Linked DNA regions of Homo sapiens: region 2 is linked to region 1. Evidence: read pairs that join two places in POLR2A ChIA-PET (ENCODE). Cell type or tissue: PC-9. All regions are shown on one strand. Links, peaks and the distances in the headings refer to the core of each region. The heading gives the core; the rest is flanking DNA. Region 1 overlaps LOC101929710 (a long non-coding RNA gene). Region 2 overlaps ELL2 (elongation factor for RNA polymerase II 2).

Region 1 (9,141 bases), core at 537-8,536:
CTAAATGCCCATCAATGATAGACTAGATAAACAAAATGTGGTACATATACACCATGGAATACTATGCAGCCATAAAAAAGAATGAGATGATGCCCTGTGCAGGGACATGGATGGAGCTGGAGGCCATTACCCTTAGCAAACTAACACAGGAACAGAAAACCAAATACCACATGTTGTCACTTGTAAGTAGGAGCTAAATGATGAGGATACATGGACATATAGAGGGGAACAACACACTGTGGCCTTCAGAGTGGGGAGGAGGGAAAGAATCAGGAAAAATAACTAATGGGAACTAGGTTTAATACCTGGGTGATGAAATAATCTGTACAACAAACCCCATGGCACAAGTTTACCTATATAACAAACCTGCACTTGTACCTCTGAACTTAAAGTAAAAGTTAAAAAAAAAAAAAAAAGACTTTGAGCTCATCCTACCTTGAAATCCCAATTAAGAACTGGGTGTGGCTCATGAACTCCACAGCAGACACAACTAATTCAAAAAGGCTAATATTATAACTAAATCAGAGCCCTCCAAAGCTCCAAAGCTCATAGTGAGCAAACTATGAAAGCTCAAAGAGCTTCCCCATTCACTTAGGATAAATCATTTCTTTGGAAATCATTTCTTTGGAAAGGCTCAATTATTTAGATCAAAGTCTCCTAGAATCACCTACAAAGCTTTTAAGACATATTCCTGGGTCCTACGTCAAACTTAATCAAAATATCAGGTGGCAGTGCAAAGGAAATTATATTTTTTTAAAAGGACCCTGGAGAATTTCGATGATCTTTATGACTCATATGCATGAATAAATGCAAAAGACTGCCAACAGGAGTCTATTGGCAAGAATTTTTTCCAAGAGTAGCATCTTTCACCAGCTCTGACAGAGACAATGCCACTGCCCTGTTTAGATCACTAGTGTGGGGTTGTCACTTCATTTCATGTGATCAAGTACTTTAGGGATCTGCTGGACCCAACCAAAACTAGCCCTTCATTCAGATGGTAGAGGCCATCTGGAGTCAGACACTTCTGCTGCAGACGGTAATGGAAAGGGTCTTAAACTGGGCCTTCAAACAAGAGGATTTGAGAATGATGCAGTCAACTGTGGATATATAGGAAATAGCTTACTAAATGGCTAAATAAAATGGAAACAAGATTGCAGCTATCACACAGAGAGGTTTGGGTAGTGACTAAGAATTCCTCTTCCCTAAAGTAATGACAGTTGTTCAGCAGGAATGGTTAGGCCAATGGCTTTGTTCCCCTCCCTTTCCCTGGGTCTTGTTCTATCACCTTCCTTTGTCCTTTTCTGTGTGGCAGGGATTGAGACAGTGGAGGGCTGATGTTAAAGCTCTGGGACCAGTCTCTCTAAATAAGAATAACAGTTAACTTTTACTAAGCCCTTAGGACTGTAGGGCTTTGTCCTCAATTGTTTACAAGCATTATTTCATTTAATGAACAACTTTAGGTCATTTGAATGACTTGAGCAGCAAAGGAGCCTCTGATGATTTATTCTAAAGATCCAAAGTTTCTTGTCCTTATCTTCCAGTATACATGGAGGTTCCCTGCACAGTAAATGGCAAAAAGCTATTTCTACCTCCTTTTAGGGCAGCTTCAGAGGAAGTTTACTTGAATCACACCTTCCATGATTGAGATTAGGTAAAGGATGAAGTTACTGATAATGAGGTTAGGTCTTTCACTGTGGCCTGAGTACCACATAACCCATTCTGGTATCTTCTTCCATCTGAATAGCTGATGTCTACAAAATCAATTAAACTGGCTATATTTTGGCCAAAACAAAGAGGAATATGGTTACAGAGTTGGATCAACCTTGTCAACAACTGCTTTTTTCTGTTATTTAAATACAATCTAAGTTGCTAAACACTAGAATTAATAATAAGGAAAAGTTGGGCTCTCTTTAAGGATTTTTTTTTAATGTTATGTCTTTTCTGAAGATGTTTTCAGTGGGTCTTTGTCAAGAAGATAGGGACAAGGAAGAAAGAACCAAGGTCTCTTCTGGTCAAGGAATGTGATGATTCTATCATATTCAGATGCAATTTCTTTTTGGTGCCTAGCATATCTTCTTCAAACTTAAAATGAGGAGTATTGTTGATGATTTGCCACAGGTTAAAGTAGAGAATGTATCACCCTTTCATATAATAGGTCTTTTTTTTTTTTTTTTTTTTTTTTTTTTTTTGAAACAGAGTCTCTGTTGCCCAGGCTGGAGTGCAATGGCACAATAATAGCTCACTGCAGCCTGGAACTCTTGAGTGCAAATGATCCTCTTGCCTCAGCCTCCCAAGTAGCTGGGAATACAGGCACCTGGCTAATTGTTTTTTTTTTCTTATAGAAACAGGGGTGTCTCTATGTCACCCAGGCTGGCCTCCAGCGATCCTCTCACCTGGGCCTCCTAAAGTGCTGGGATTATAGGTGAGCCACTACACCTGGCCAGAATTCTACCTTAGAACACTTTTACAAGTGTTCTAAAGACAAGCTGATCAAGAAACCTTAATTGGGGGAGAAAAAACAAAACAGCAAACCACACCAAGTGTGTTTGCAAACCAGCATTTCCTAGAGCCATGTGGCTGCATTTTGGTCAAAATGCTGCATTTGCAAAAATGACTGACACAAGATACAGCCTAAATCCAACCATTTCACCCTTTTCTTGCACAATGACCTTGGCTCTGAGCCAAAGTCCCAAAAAGCAAGAAGAAGTTACCATTCCAGGCAGCTAAATATAGTAAGAGAAATGGAATACTCATTTTTTTCAAGGCAAGCAGGCCATTGTAAGAAGCAAAACAAGAATTTGGGTTTGCTGGATGATTTAAATAACTATAAGGAAGACTTTTGTAGCCTAATTACTTCACAAGAGCTAACAGCCAATGGAGAGTAATATGCAAGCCTCTGTATTGCTTGTTGTAATACACAAGTCCAAACCGTAGAGAACCAATGTCACGTAATTTAAAAATAAAACATGTAAACAAGTTGGCAGGTTTGCTGAGCCTGACTTCTTGCCCAAGCTCTTCACAGTAGAGTGAGGAAAAGTCATGATTTAAAGTCAAACAGCTAGCGTTCAACACCCAGCTCACTTCACCTCTCTCAACTTTTCTCCATATCTTTATCAGTAAAATGGGAATGATAATTCTATCTACCTCATAAGATCACTGAAAGTATTAAATATTTCACTACATAAATGTTTGCTGGCATTAGAAAGACTCGCAGCACAGCTCTCTTCTAAGTGTATCTTATTTTCAGCCTATATCAGGAGAAGGAGATATGGCAGTAATGGAATCAAATGTCCCTTGGACCAGAAAGGAAAAAAAAAAAAAGGTCACCCTACTGTAAAAGATTTGCAGTCCTTTGTGCCCTAGAATCTTCTTAAATTTCATCAGTCTCCTAGTGAGTATTACTGGCTCCCTTAGTCATATATATGAGTTAAACAATTTCTAATGCCACTCTCTCAATGCCAAATCTTTGGAAATTCACTGGGCATAAGGGGTGGATCAACATGACTACATTATTAGTCAGAGAACAAACATTCTAGGTAAGTAATTTGGTTTTCTCCCAAAGATTAAATACGTTTCCACCTGTGGAGACTAATGGGCTCCAGGGATCTTTTTCTGTGTATTTAACAACAAGATAACTAAGTGGCAAAGTCAATAATCAGACAGTAGGTGCAAGTAACCAACTAACTTCCTTACAAATAGTTTTTCCTTGAGGGAAATAAGGCATGCCTTTAAGACAAGGGCTCTGTAATCTGAAACATGAGGACAGGAAGATTGCCAACCAGGAATAGGTTCTAGTAGAGCAATCAGCTCAAACTCTAATCTTTGCAGGGAATGGAGTTCAGGACACAAACTTCTTTGAGCTTGGTCAGCCAGGCAAAAAGCCTAGGACTTTGAATAGTTTCTTCTCTCAATCTACCAAATCTAAACAATTACCCTAGTGATTTTCCCTTTGAAATATATTCATAGTTTCTTCTTCTTTTCTATCTGTACTTATCTCTCTCATTTTACCATCTCCTGCCTAGATACCCATGGGCCTCATAAGTAGTTTTCCAGACCCTTCAAACCCATACTGCCAAACACTGTCCAAGTGACAGTATCAAACAGGCCTCTGTTAAGATACGCTGTAGCTCAAAATGCAAGGTGCAGCTCCCTGTGGTCTCTAAGTCTGACCTCTTTTATCACACTTCTAAGGTCCTGCATAATCTTACAGCACCCTACCAGCTGGGCTTATTTTCCAGTCAGACTGGCTTCCTCGCCAGGCACCCATGAACACGCAAGACATGCTCCACCCTGCCCATTGTCCCTTCACTACTTAACAGCTGCTGCTGGCTCTTAGTGGAATGCCCTGCTTCTCCAAATGCACACAAAGCCATACTCATTCTTCAGGACCTAGATTTAACCTTTTCTTCCTCCTGCACTGCTCAATAAACATTTTCTCTGTACCATGTACTGTATCACTTAACAAAACAGCTGTATATTGTTCACCTGTTTCATATATGCCCTAGACTTGTCTCCATAACTAAATAAAGAATTGGGTCACCGAATGCTGATCCTCATGCCAAATATGATCCCAAACACATCTAGTTTGGTCCCTCATTTTTTTTATTTTAATTTGAGAAATGTAACACAACCCCCAGCACTGCCTATAGAATTTTCTCAATGATATCAATCTTCACACATCAATCTTTAAATTTTTTAAATTAAGAATAACAATATCTGAATATGTGTCAATAAAACCTCTAAATCTTGACTGTAGGAGAAAAGGCATTGGGTGAATTGGAAAAATCGCCGAACAATGATTAAGGAGATCTGGATTCTAGGCCCCACTCTGCCGCTAAATAGCTCTGTGATCCTAGTTAAGCTACACGGTGTCTCTCCAAAATGAAGGGGTTGGACTGGGTGACACTATGGTCTCTTTCAGCTCTTTCTATGATTCTAAAGCTGCCAATGTGGCATTAGAGCCTGGTTTGATCATGTCTGAAAAGTAGAATTTAAGAGGTTTTTCTTCCGGAAATAGAAAAGCTTCAGGGTCTTCCCTTTATAATCACAATATTAGTTAGGAAAGTTGGCCTCAAATTATTCCCCTTTATGAGATAGTATGTTATAGTAATCTTCTAGGTCAAATACAAAAGAGACAATGGGTTAATTTTCACTCTTTGAAAGTTATCATGTATATTTTAAACCAACTCAGTAATGGCCCATCTTAAATTTGGGTGTCATGAAGCTACACGATGAAGCTACATGAAAACCTAAGCCTAACTCAAGTTTGGAAGGGGAAGAGTTGAGGATGTATATTGAATGCCATGTTAGAGACCCAAGAGAATTTTATACATAAATCCTGAAAGAGCAAATGTTTTTCCTGCTTTCTAGTCAAATGTATATTTTAAGCAGTAAGAAATACTAACAAAATCTGCCATAAATTCCTGAGAATTTTTTTATTTCTTTTTATTTTCCAGTGGTCTTGAGGATAAGAGCATCGCTTTGAAAGAATAAAAAACAGAAAGCAAGTTATAATAAGGTACCTGTGAAAGATAATTTATAAAGCAATACATATATGCAGGAGAGTTTTCTAAGGGAGAGGAGTAGACAAGAAGGAAATGATGTCAAAGGGGTGTCTTCAAAGGATGTCAGTCAAATGAGAATGGTAAGTGTGTCACAAAATTAGTCACAGTGTGATTCTGCTTTGGGGATTTCATTCATTCATTCATCACTCATTTATTCATCAAGTGCTTAGGTCATGTGCTGGGCACTTAGGTTATGATAAAGGGAAAGACCTTCCCTGCAAGAACTCACCATCAAATGGAGACAGCCAAGGTCTGATTTGGTACTAACCCTGACTGAGTGCTCACTGTGTGCCAGGTACTAAGCACACCAACCCCACGAGGCAGGTGCCATTGTTATTCCTGTATCACATGAAGAAATCATGGCTTTAAGAGATTCAGGGCCAGGTACGATGGCTCATGCCTGTAATCCCAGCACTTTGGGAGGCTGAGGCAGGAGGATCACGAGTCCAGGAGCTTGAGACTAGTCTTGGCAACATAATGAAACCCTGTCTCTACTAAAAATACAAAAATTAGCTGGGCGTGATGGTGCACACCTGTAGTTCCAGCTACTCGGGGGACTGAGGTGGGAGGATCACTTGAGCCTGGGAGGGCAAAGCTACAGTGAGCCCTGATCGTGCCACTGCACTCCAGCCTGGGTGACAGAGTAAGACCCTATCTCAAAAAAAAAAAAAAAAAAAGGCCAGGCATGGTGGCTCATGCCTGTAATTCCAGCACTTTGGGAGGCCAAGGTGGGTGGATCACCAGAGGTCAGAAGTTCAAGATCTGCCAGCCTAACATGGAGAAACCCCATCTCCACTAAAAATACAAAAAAATTAGCCAGGCATGGTGGCGCGTGACTGTAATCCCAGCTACTCAGGAGGCTGAGGCAGGAGAATCGCTTGAACCTGGGAGGTAGAGGTTGCAGTGAGCCAAGCTTGTGCCACTGCACTCCAGCCTGGGCGACAGAGCGAGGGTCTGTCTCAAAAAAAAAAAAAAGAGAGAGATTCAGTAACATGCCTGAGATTACCCAGCTAAAAATGAGCAAGGCTGGCTTTCAAATCCAGGCCTGTCTGTCTCCAAAGCCAGCAGCCTCCACCCCAACCCTACACTACAAACAGACGGCAATAAGTAGTAATGGAGACAGGTGCAATCTACTGTAATGTACCTTCCCCCCAGGCATCTCTCTCCTCACCAAAATGCACCTGGGAACCTGCACACAGGAACATATTCCAAAAGCTGGGAACAATGGATGGGCATCTGGTCTCTCACTAGAGCTCAGAAGAACTCAGTCCTCCTCTGTGGACTTGAGGCCATGGCCTCAAGCTTCGGCAGCATCTGAAGTTGATGTATGTGTGTACAACTACAGCAACTAGATGGAGGCCACAGGGGAACCAAAGCAAAACACTTTAGTTGCTTCCTGTTCTCTGCTGATCTCCCAAAAGAAACACACGCACACACACACACTCCATTCCACAGAAGTTCCCTCAGAAGGTACTTTATTTTAAAAATACCCTCTTCTTCTCACCAACACAGACATGATTTTTAATATATGTTTTAAAAACAAAACATAAAAAAGTCTTTTAAAAAAATTTTTCAACCTCTTCCGGAAAGTGAAGGCCCCAGGAGACCTTGGGGAAAAAGATTCTAGGTAGCTCCATGGCTGTTTAGTCCCCCTGAACTAAACAGCTGCCAGAACTAAGAGGACCCCAGAGAGGCCTAATGGTCACAGCCACTAAGAAGTGTGAAGCTAGCTTGGGGAGCTCTGGGGAGGATGCTGCCAGCTCAGTGGGAACTAATGGCCCCACCTGCTCTAACACCAGCTCAGAGACTGTTTTAAATTACAACACTGGTAGAGGTTTTGTTTATTTGCTTTGTGGTACCTTGTTCTCTCTTTTTGTTGTTTAACTTAGTAAGCCATAGAACCTTCAGTCAGCTGCAAGGGGAAGACATGCTCTCAAGAAGGACAAAGGAACAAGTTTTGGCTGCCATAAGGTACTAGAGACCCGTATCCCACCAACATAACAACCTGAAGCCTTGCAAGGGGAAGGGAATTAGCTTTCATCAAGGCTTGATTAAGGATTATGGCCTAGGCATCGTGCTAGGGACCTTACTTAACCTTCACAATAACTCTTGAGATACTATTAATCTCTTTTACCAGGGGGAAGGAAAAAAAATAAGATTAGCACACTGGGATACCACCAAATAATTTGCAGAGTGTCACACAGCTAATTAGTGGGGGAGGAACTAAAGGTCTGACTCCAAAGCCCAGTCAGAGAATATCCTTTCTGTGGAAAGCAAGAAATAAGAAGAAATACGAATGAGAAGATAAAAAATCAACATCTTCTATTTACTTATCATTTATTTAGTTACCTATTTACTTGAAGAATAATTATATGCACAAGAGAAACATTTTAAGCTTTATAAAAAAGCATACAGTGAAAAGTAAGTCTCCTTCAATCCTTCTCTCTTGATTTCCCAATTCCCTTCATCAGAGGCAACTGTTGGTAATAGTATGTCAAGAAAGGCTACACATACACAAACAAAAACACGCACATGTATACATACAGCCCTTTTTAAACACAAATGGCAGTATTGGTCTTCCCCTTCTTTGTTAACTAGTACATCATAGAAATTTTCCATATTGGAACATTTAGACCCACCTTATCCTTTTAACAATTATTAAAATAATCTATTGTATGGATGTATGATAACTTATTTAACTCATCCTCTATTAAGTGGACCTTTTGTTAAATTGTTTTCCATCCTTTTCTTTGTAAACAATACTATATAAATATCCTTGTACATTCTTCCTTGATCACATATGCTAGTATACTTTTGGGATACATTCTCAGAAGTAAAATTCCTCCCTCAAGAGTATGTGCATTTTAAATATTGATAAACATAACAAAATTGCCTCCAGAAGGCTATGCACTGGTTTATAATCCTCGAAATATATATTCATTCCTACTTCCTCCACTGTTACAAAACAGTGTTGCATTCTGTGTTTAAAAGAAAAACACCTATGTGTTCACCTACTCCTTTAAAAGTCATATACTTCCTTCAGTGCGAAGAGGGGAAATTTATTTATTCAGGCCTGGGCATATTCCCAGAGTTAAAAAAAAAAAAAAAAAAAAAAGATTTTTGGAGCTCCTTGCACTGCAAAGGATGCTGACTGAAAGCATCTGATCCCCAATTAGATGATGCTGACAAAGTAGGAAAATGGAATAAATCCCTGAAAACAAGCAGTTGGCTGTAACTAATCACCTCAATCCACCAGAGCACTGTCAGAGTCACCCCTGGGTATCCCAGCAACCCCACCAGCCTGCTGCACAACAAGGCCAGGCCAGGCTGTGATCCAGGAAGGGATGCCTGCCCCAAGCAGGAGCATTCAAAATCCAGTATCTGTCCCTGTTTCTCGGGGAAAAGGATCATGGGGAGGGACAATACATCAGAAACCTAACACTAAAGAGAGACTGACAAGTATCGGGCAGTGCTTCCTGATATACTGAAACAAAAGGAAAATGGATATTCTAGAAAAATGAAACATCCTCCATTATATTTTCCACTATATAAAAACTTTCTAGAGTGAATAAATCCC
Region 2 (9,141 bases), core at 97-8,096, 210 kb after region 1:
CCACCCCCAAGACTTGTGTTTGTTAATAGAAATAATTTTTTTAGGTATTGGGGATCCATTGTCTATATTTCAAATCAGTTTTTTTTCCTCAAAAACTTGTGTTTGTTATTAGAAATGATTTTTTAGATATTGGGGATCCAGTGTCCACACTTAAAAGTTGTATGTGTTTAAAAAACAACAACAGTAATGTGCAAGGTGAAATGCTTTTGGATAAACGTAAGCCTATTTTCTGACGTTTCTTAATGCAAACTCTTTGCCTTAAATGGTAGAATATTTAGAAATTTGCACAAAATTAAAAAAATAAACATTGTCTTGGAGGGTTAAAAAATAGAAAGGTGTATGTGTATAGATTCACATACACATATGTATATACAGGCTGACTTGATCTAGAACATTAAATCCGCCCTGCAAGTTAACCCCCCATTGCAATGGTTGCCTTAAGGTGTTTGCTAGTTGTGTACATAGTGTGGTTAATCATTAGCTACACTGCTTCCCACTTGATTAGAGCAATGGGAAGCATACTGTGGCCTACCAGCATCTGGAAGTGTGTGCTCGATCTGTATGTGTGCAGAGGTGGTGTGGATGTGAGCGTGCATGAAGGAAAAAAAGCTGCTACTCCTAGTAGGCCAAACGCTCAGGTTAAACAACTGACGAGTGTTACTGTAGGGTGTTTTTTTGTTTTTTTGTTTTTTTTCTTCTATCAAATTGCTACTTTTGTTGTGGAAGACAAAAGCATTTCCATTTCAACGAGTTTGTCAGCTTTATTAATGTTGGGCAAAAATTGATATGTCATGAAAATGAAACAGATCTATAGTTTTGGGACAAAATTATAAAATGAAATGTGTAGGTAACCTATTTATATACTGCTATAAAGTATTTTTTGAAGAGAGATATGCAAAGAAGCTATTACCTACATAAGAGGTATATTTAAAGATTTTTTTTTTCATCCTGGTGCCAGGAATATAAAAAAGAGTGGATATATTTAACCATAACATACTGTGATTCATCAAACAGCACAAACTTTCATTTCATGGAGTTTATCTGTTGACATTGATTTAAACTGTCACTTGTTTTATCATGTGGGAACATAAGTTATGTGGTCAAAAATATAAGGATTTTGAATTAATGTTGATTCAAGTTGTATTGTCTTATTGTATTGTCTTTTCAAAGTGCTGCCAGTTGAAAAGGGAAGCATTATGTTTACAAATCTGTTTTGAAATGTTTGCCAAAATTTTGGTAGTGTCTTTAATAAAGATGTTTGTCTCCAGCATCCAGAAAAATAAATGAATAACTTTGTTGTGTATCACTGTAAACCAGAAAAATGTTGGTTATCTAGAAAACTTGAGAGAGCATGTAGATTAACTTTTCTCTTTGGAGTTCTAAAACATTAACTGGAAAGATTAGATAATATACTAAATGTATACAGAAGTATACAGACTATACAAAGACTGAAACAAGTCCCTTTTGCACTACAACTCTATAACATTACCGCAGAAATTTTGGTTCTATGTAGCATGGACCTCCTAAGGAATTCTGTTTCTTTTAGCATTGAGATCCCTGGTGCTCTTTTTTTACCTCAGAATTGGTACAATCATTATTAAACGTTAATTTATTTCAAACTTTTTAATTGAAAAAAGGAAAGGGAAACTTAATTGGGGATAAATTCAGGCATCATATTATTATGATAGAGTCTCCTGAGTGGTTCGTCTATAGGTAATGAACTCATTGGTGTTATTTCTTGGACATCTTGGCCTTTTAATCAAAGACTGTGTGCTGCTATTTGCTATGAGCAAGGTTTCTCAAAAGCAAAAGGTGCTTGGACCATTTGGATCACCTGAGTTAGAATCTCTAGGTATAGGGCCCAAGTATCTGCATTTTCACAGGTTTCTTGTAGGTGACTTTCTGCAAGCTAAAGTATGAGAACCATTGGCTTGGATGTAGTTCTAAACTTTTAGGTCTGTAAATCTTGAAATCTTGAACTGAAGGTCAACTATTGGCTTTTTTTTTTTTTTAATGTCCATCATGTCAGCAGGTGCAAATCACTTTTCCCCTTTGCATGATCTGAGGCACCTCCTCAGTTGTTTCACTGCCAACTCTTGTTTCAGAACCTGTTTACAAACAAGCCTTCCAGTTGGTGAATGGTTAGCCATTGGAGCTCCTACCCTGTACATCAGCACATCTTCTGGTTTACAAGTTGGGTAACAATGAAAGCTGGAGATGCTAAATGGAAATCCAGCATTGCATACCCTTAGACCTGATCACATACCAGTAAAAGCCTTAATTTAGATGTTAGTTGTATGTGTTGGACAGATCCTTGCAAAAGTGTGTCTGTCTATTAGTTGTAAATTTGAAAATTATAAATCTCTGAATCTGCTACTATCCAAGTTTCATCCCTTTTGAAGATGAGGCATGAGCCTATTAAAATATTTATAATCATTTTTCGTCCCCTACTGCAAGACTTTTAGATTCTTACAAATGATTACTACAGGAATAGTGGCCACTTAATGTCAGTTACTCCGGTGGAAGAATTTATCTAGTTTTTTTTCTTTTCTTTTTTGGAAGGATGGTGTGAAAAATAGCAAGATTAGAGAATGAGTTGTATAGTTTTTTCTATCACATTTCATCTAAAATGATTTGAAGGACTTTTGAAGATTTTTACCAACATCCTTAAATCAACTCCAGGTTGGATGAACAACTGATTTAAAACAAACTAAGAGAACATTAACTAGATGTGGGCTTTTTAAAATATATAGGTATTGCATTTCCTACCTTGTTATTTATTCCACTTTGAATACTTTAGAGGGCTTAACTTTCAACTCTTTAAGGTAGTAATGGATAGTTTTATACTTGTTCTCACAAAATTGTTATGGTCAGTTTATATCATTGCTCCATGCATTGATTATAAAAATTCAGTATTAATTTTTTCTGATCTTATAAGCTTTATAGGAGTTTTCTTTTCTCTTATAAAGTGTTTCACCTTATGTAAAACAAATGCCTGCTTGCATATTGGAAGATGTTGAAATTAGTTTTAGACAAAAGTGGTCCATCAATTCAGACACTCTGCTTGGATGCCTTACCCTTTTCATTAGTGCATTCTTTGCTTCTGAAACTTGGCAGAAACTCGTTAGCCAGTCCACTGCCTTTCTGACAATGTGTGGAGTCACGTATGCTTGGTATATGCCTTTACTACTTTTAAAGTTCTACAGTTTATTACTTGCCCAAGTGTTACTAAATCCTTTTCTTATGTGTACTGGATGGAGAAAAAATTATAGCCAGCACTTTGAGAGGAAAGTTTTCAGAAACAATATTAACTGGCACTACTAACTGAAGGCCACAGGAGATGCTATCAATGTTATTTGTAATCTGAAGATTGAACAAGGCTGTGAGGCTCATTTCAAACTATTTTGAGGTGTTAAAATATATATATGCTGTTTCTCAGCTGTTCCACTCAAACCGTGTTAGGACTCTCAAAGGTAAAATGTCACAGGGGCTTTTCAGTTGTTACAGAGCTCAGCAGCTGTGGTTGCCCCTGTTCTACACCAATTTCAGTTCAATAAAAATGTTAACTTTGCAATTCTGGTACTTGTTTTTCCTTTGTCTCATTTCAAGCCTCTTTGTCTTAAAAACAAACAGAAAGAGCCTATGACAAAGTATTAGCAGAGATATTACTTGTTAGGGCTCTAGGAAGTGGGAGCAGGGAATTTGCTCCAGGGATCTTTTTCTAAGTGTAGGACAGGCCCTCCAGGGACAACTTCTACTAGGGGAACAATAATCATAGTTACCATTTATGGAAGGTTTCCTTTTTGTTACACATTTTTGCTGCATTATCCCATTTCTCCTCACCACCTGTTATCTCCATTTTACAGGTGGGCAAACTAAGTCATAAAGAAGTTAAGAAACTTGCCTATCACACAGCTAGTAAATGGCAGAGCCTGGGAAGTCTGACCACAGCATCTGTGTTCCTAACCACTTCTCCATCCTGGGCCTCATATGTTTATATAGGATAAGACTAATCTTTTCAAAGTGACAATTCCAGTGATACCACATATGCTAGATAAGTCCTTTTGGTTCCAAAGGCTAGAATGTGGGGGTCGGAGTGATTTCTAGTGGATTATTTTGGGGGAGTTGATTTATTGGAAATGACAGAATACATTTGAAGGGAGACTAGCACACTTTTTGAGAAAACGTTGTTTCCCCTATGTTCGCTTTACTTTTGGAAGTGTACAGTGTTAACAATGGGGTATTTGAAAGTGGGCGGTGGAGGTAGGAGGAAAGGGTACAGTCTCGTAATCATATCATTTTCTCTTCATACCAAAAGCCTATCTCAGAAACAGACTCCAGCTTAGGGGTATCCAGTCTGAGAAGACATAAGGGCATTCTCCCAGCTGAATCCTTAACCTCCAGTTTCTAAAAATCTTCTGAAGGAATAATGGAGGAGGAAGGGAAGAAAGCCTCAATCAAACATTGGTATTAAAAACCCAGAGTGAGTAATGTGGGCGGTTCCTCTGGTCATATTTACAAGAAGCCTCAAGGATGAGTGAGTTTCACAACATGACGGTCGGGAGCCCTCCCCAGTCCCTTCTCCCACTGGACCTTTAACAGGCTCCTGTCCTCAGCTGTAAAATGAAAATATGCTTTTCTTACTGAGGCGTGGAGGGGTTTCAGTATTGTTTATAAAAGCACATGGGAATTCTGTGAAAAAAATCGTTCTTTACAGATTATCGGCTGAATGCAAGAAGGAGTGTTTCTTGAAGCATTACTTTCCATATGAGAATGAACTCATTTTGACTGATTGCAAAGGGGACAAAGGCAGTAGCTAGAGGTTTCAAGGTGAGGTGTTTGGGGCTTGTTTTATTGAATGCTGGGTGTACATGTACCTGCTCTACTGGTTTTACCTTTCTGAGACTGGGACAGAAAGCTGACAGTGGTAGTGGCAGTAGGAGGCTCTGATATGATTGCTTAATTCTCAAGTTGGGGATCAGATGATTCTGCCAGGTGCAATGGTGGAGATGTGTCATTTCAACTCCTGCTTGCCTCATTCAACTGACCAACCTGGCTGGTTTTTCTTACTGTAATTAAATGGTTGGTACAATGTGAGCATTTGTAGATGGACAATAAGAACTTCACGTCTGTCTAGGACTATAAATGTAGAAGTGTGCTCCCTGCAGATGAGCCCACATAATTGGCCAGCATGTTTGAGTTCTACAGCTGGGGCTTCTAGAAGCATGCTGACTGCCCTTCCATACTTGCTGAATTCCAAATAGGCTTACAGAATCCCATTGTGGAGTACATGGATAGCATGATCTACCTTACCAGTCTCGCTGCCTCTTCCTCCTACTCTCCACACACCAGTCACACACACCTTCCTTCAGGCTCTCCAGTACTCCTTGCTCCTCCTATCCCAAAGGCCTCATGTGCTAAGTAGACTCTGTACCACCAATACCACCCTCCACCCCTTCCTCACTTAGCTAAGTCTTCCATATCCTTAAGATCTCCACTTAGGCATCACTTCCTTCAGGAAGCCTTTCCTAACCGCCCCCCTGCCCCCACCCCATACTACCCAGGTCCTCTGGGTATATGCTCTCTTTCATTCTATACTTCTCCTTTGTGGCATTTATCATAATTATAACTGGATACTAATTGCATTAGTAAGTTCTGTGGGAGTAGAAACTGTCCTGTTCACCAGGGTGTCCCCAGCCTCTAGACTAGTGTCTGCCATATAAAATGTGCTCAGTAATAATTTATTGAAAGAATGAATGAGGCAAACTATTTCTATCGGTCATATTTAAAATTCATGTGGCCCAAGGATTTGGATTACTGCAAGAATCTGCTATCTCATTCAAGTTTGTGTTCCTTGCCACTTTATCTTCCCAAAGTCATGATTAGGAATCAGTTAATGATGGCAGACTGGTGCCCATGACAAACCGACTGATAGAGTTTGGATATTTGTCCCCTCCAAATCTAATGTTGAAATGTGATTACCAGTGTTGGAGGTGGGGCTTGGTGGGAGGTGTTTGGGTTATGGAGACAGATCCCTCACGAATGGCTTGGTGTCTCCATCCGCCCCCCACCCCCACCCCCACCCCACCTCGGTAATAAGTTCATGGGATATCTGGTTGTTAAAAAGAGCCTGGCATCTCCTCTCTCTCACCATGTGTCATACCTGCTCCCCCTTTGCCTTCCACCATAAGTAAAAGCTCCCTGAAGCCCTTCCCAGAAGTGGATGCTAGCACCATGCTTATTGTACAGCCTCCAGAAACATAAGCCAAATCAACCTCTTGTCTTTATAAATTACCCAGCCTCAGGTATTCCTTTATAGCAATGCAAATGGACTAAGACACTGACTTGACTTTGCGAGTCCTTTTGCCACGTGTTTTTATTGACATTTATTTTATGCCTAGCATTTGTGTAATTTTCCAAGTGCTTCCAAGAACTAGCAGAGCCCAATGCTGTTGATGGGCTCTGCTAGTTCTCCAGTTACAGGAATCCCAACCCTTCACATTGTAGATGGTGAAATGAAGACGTCTAAGTGACAGCACGTGGGAAGGCAGGATGGGACCCCAGGAGCTTACACACTCTTCCTAGGTGGTGCCGAGAACAGCCCAGCAGCCACTTCCAAAAAATGATACGAAGACAAGGAGTGGTAAAGTGCCAGGCAAGCTGTGCCAGAGCACAAGCAGCGGGCACAGGGCTTCAGAGCAAGGAGTCTTGCCAGACAGCCTGGCTTAGAGTCCTGTTGTGCCACTCACAAGCCACAGACTGTGGGCATGTTTATAAAGCCCCAGATCCTCTGTTTCCCATCATGAACAGGATAGTACCTGCCTTGGAGGTTGCTGGGCTGACACATACGTAGAGAGGTGTCTGGCACCTCATAAGTTTACTATATGTATTTTTATTGGATACTTTAAAATTATTTCTTTCCATCTTTTATTCAGAGGTGGAAAGTTCTGTAGCAATATATGTAGCAAAGCAACCAGTCAGAGCTGAACAACCCTATTAGGTTAATTTAGATTTTTGCATAAGAGTGATTGATTGAGCTCCCCGGTAAATGGACACAGCCCAGAACATTTTAAAAGCTCTGCTATTGATTTCTCTATCAAAAATCAGATTTCTCTATGAAATACTTTTTTTTTCCTGTGAATCTTTTTTTTTTTTTTTTTTTAAGAGGGAGTCTCGTTCTGTTGCCCAGGCTGGAGTGCAGTGGCACGATCTCAGCTCCCTGCAACCTCCGCCTCCCGGGTTCATGCGATTCTCCTGCCTCAGCCTCCTGAGTAGCTGGGATTACAGGCACACATCACCATACCCGGCTAATTTTTTGTGTTTTTAGTAGAGACGGGGTTTCACTATGTTGGCCACACTGGTCTTGAACTCCTGACCTCGTGATCTGCCCACCTTGGCCTCCCAAAGTGCTGGGATTAGCAGCACTGGCATGAGCCACCACGCCCGGCCCTCTGTGAATCTTTTCAAGTCCCACATTAGCTTCTCTTGGCATCTTGGCTACCAGTAACTTAGACACAGTGCTGATGCATTTGTTCTCAACTTGAGCTGAACTTTGAATATTCTCTCTATTCTCTTTTCCAGTTGTCTTTATAGAGGACAGTTTTTAAAAGAGCGTTTTTGTCTGGAAGCCTAAGTGCTTCTTGCCACCTAGTTACTAGAGGGGGTTGTTCGTTACAGGTAAGATGCTTTGGATAAAAGGCTGCTGTGAAAATCACTCTTTCTTACACCTGTAAGTTTTTCCTTCTCCTCCCAAGGATAGAGTTCATTTAAATCAGCCTTGTCAAAGGAGTGCCAGGAGGGTCTCTAGGGGTCTCGTGGCCACCTGAGCTTCAGAACTCTGCAGCTGAGAACAGCTGTAAGGGGACACTAGGGACCGTCAGCAAAGCCACCTTTTTCTCCACCCTCCTCCTTCCCTCCTCTTTCTCTGCCCCTGTTGACAAATCTTTATTGCTGTGGTAGCCAATTATCATCCACCCCTCCCTTCCTTAACTCACCCTCCCCACCTGCTCCTCCCTTCTCTTCACTCCCTCCTCTTGACTGAGTGAATGACCCTGGCTCCCCTCTTCTGTTAGCATGCACATCTTACCATTTTCCCCTTGTCTTTGGTTAAAAATGACCTGACATATAGATGGTGACAAGGCCAGGTCAGAAATAGGGACCTAAAAGCATGAAAAATTGGGGAGGATAGAAAATGCTTTGTGGTATTGGGGGAAAGAACGGAACATGGAGTTCTCTACCCTGGGCCTGAGTTCCAGTTGTGACATTCACCTACCTTTGACCCAGGGCAATTTGCCTAAACCCCTAGATCTTCTTTCTTTCATCCCTGGTAATGTAGGATAATGCCTGTGAAGTTTAAACACTGTCACATTGACCATGAGGGACAATCATAAAGCAACAGCGATTGTCATGTGTGTCCCTACAAATCCACTTTTTGGGGGCTGTTTGCCTTCAGAGATGAAATTTCTGGCGGTTCCCAGAATTCCTCAGAGACAGCTACTTTTAAATAAGTCCTGTATTCACTTTTAGCAAGGGCCTCATTTCAGTAACTCACAAGTCCAGTCATGTAACAGCCACAGTTCTGAAATACATTTAGAACTGAATATTCTCCCCTCGTCCAGCTTAGGCCTGCTTTAGTCTGGAAGCCAAGTGCTTTTTGCCATCCTCCCCACTCCTCCCACCACCCAGCATTTCCCAGGATGAAAGGGTGGGAAGGTAGGGAGGAGAGACAAGGAGCATGAGAGGGCTGATTGAATGACAGCTTTGAAGTCCTTGGCCTTGGTTTCCTTTGGGCATTGTCAAAGCCCACCCTGGTTGCCTCGGACTCCTCTGACCTCTCCTATGGCTGGCCCTTGCAGTGGCCTTCAGCATCTGCCTCCAATAGCATACTGCCGTCACTTCAGGCAAGAAGCTAGTAAGCTTACTGCCCATTTAAAAATGATCATACCAACATGCCAACTCGAGGTGTCCCATCTGGTCGCTCACCCACACTCCCACCCCAGTCATAGACCAATCAGCACTTTTGGGCTGGTATCCGTGAGTGTAGTGACTTCCAAATGCATCCTTGACTCTGCTAGACCTTTATTTTCAGGCACAAGTCACATACCAGCCCTGTGTGTCCCCCAAGCTTGAGGTGTCACAAAT

What was found. Peaks named below come from ENCODE experiments on the same cell type or tissue, not always from the same donor. Only the 100,000 strongest peaks of a DNase experiment are listed, where the experiment ranks them.
Region 2: POLR2A ChIA-PET joins it to region 1 with 11 read pairs; 2 of 35 experiments call an interaction of 5 or more read pairs at or near these places.

The regions. Positions count from the first base shown.
Region 1 is chr5:96,088,605-96,097,745 of GRCh38, reverse strand. The region is part of intron 1 of LOC101929710 (a long non-coding RNA gene); the gene reads right to left. It also overlaps a transcript of CAST not described here. Among named protein-coding and RNA genes, the nearest start is that of MIR583, 14 kb to the right of the region's middle. RefSeq lists an enhancer at 7,121-7,622. In PC-9, for the core only: no CTCF peak of the experiment used is centred there; DNase peaks (open chromatin) are centred at 3,545 and 4,265; H3K4me3 peaks cover 854 bases; H3K27ac peaks cover 3,267 bases.
Region 2 is chr5:95,879,531-95,888,671 of GRCh38, reverse strand. It overlaps ELL2 (elongation factor for RNA polymerase II 2), which reads left to right. Exons shown (of 12, transcript NM_012081.6): 12 at 1-3,574. LOC105379091 (a long non-coding RNA gene) reads right to left here. Exons shown (of 3, transcript XR_001742813.2): 3 at 7,066-9,141. Among named protein-coding and RNA genes, the nearest start is that of LINC01554, 32 kb to the right of the region's middle. In PC-9, for the core only: no CTCF peak of the experiment used is centred there; a DNase peak (open chromatin) is centred at 4,941; H3K4me3 peaks cover 415 bases; H3K27ac peaks cover 2,368 bases.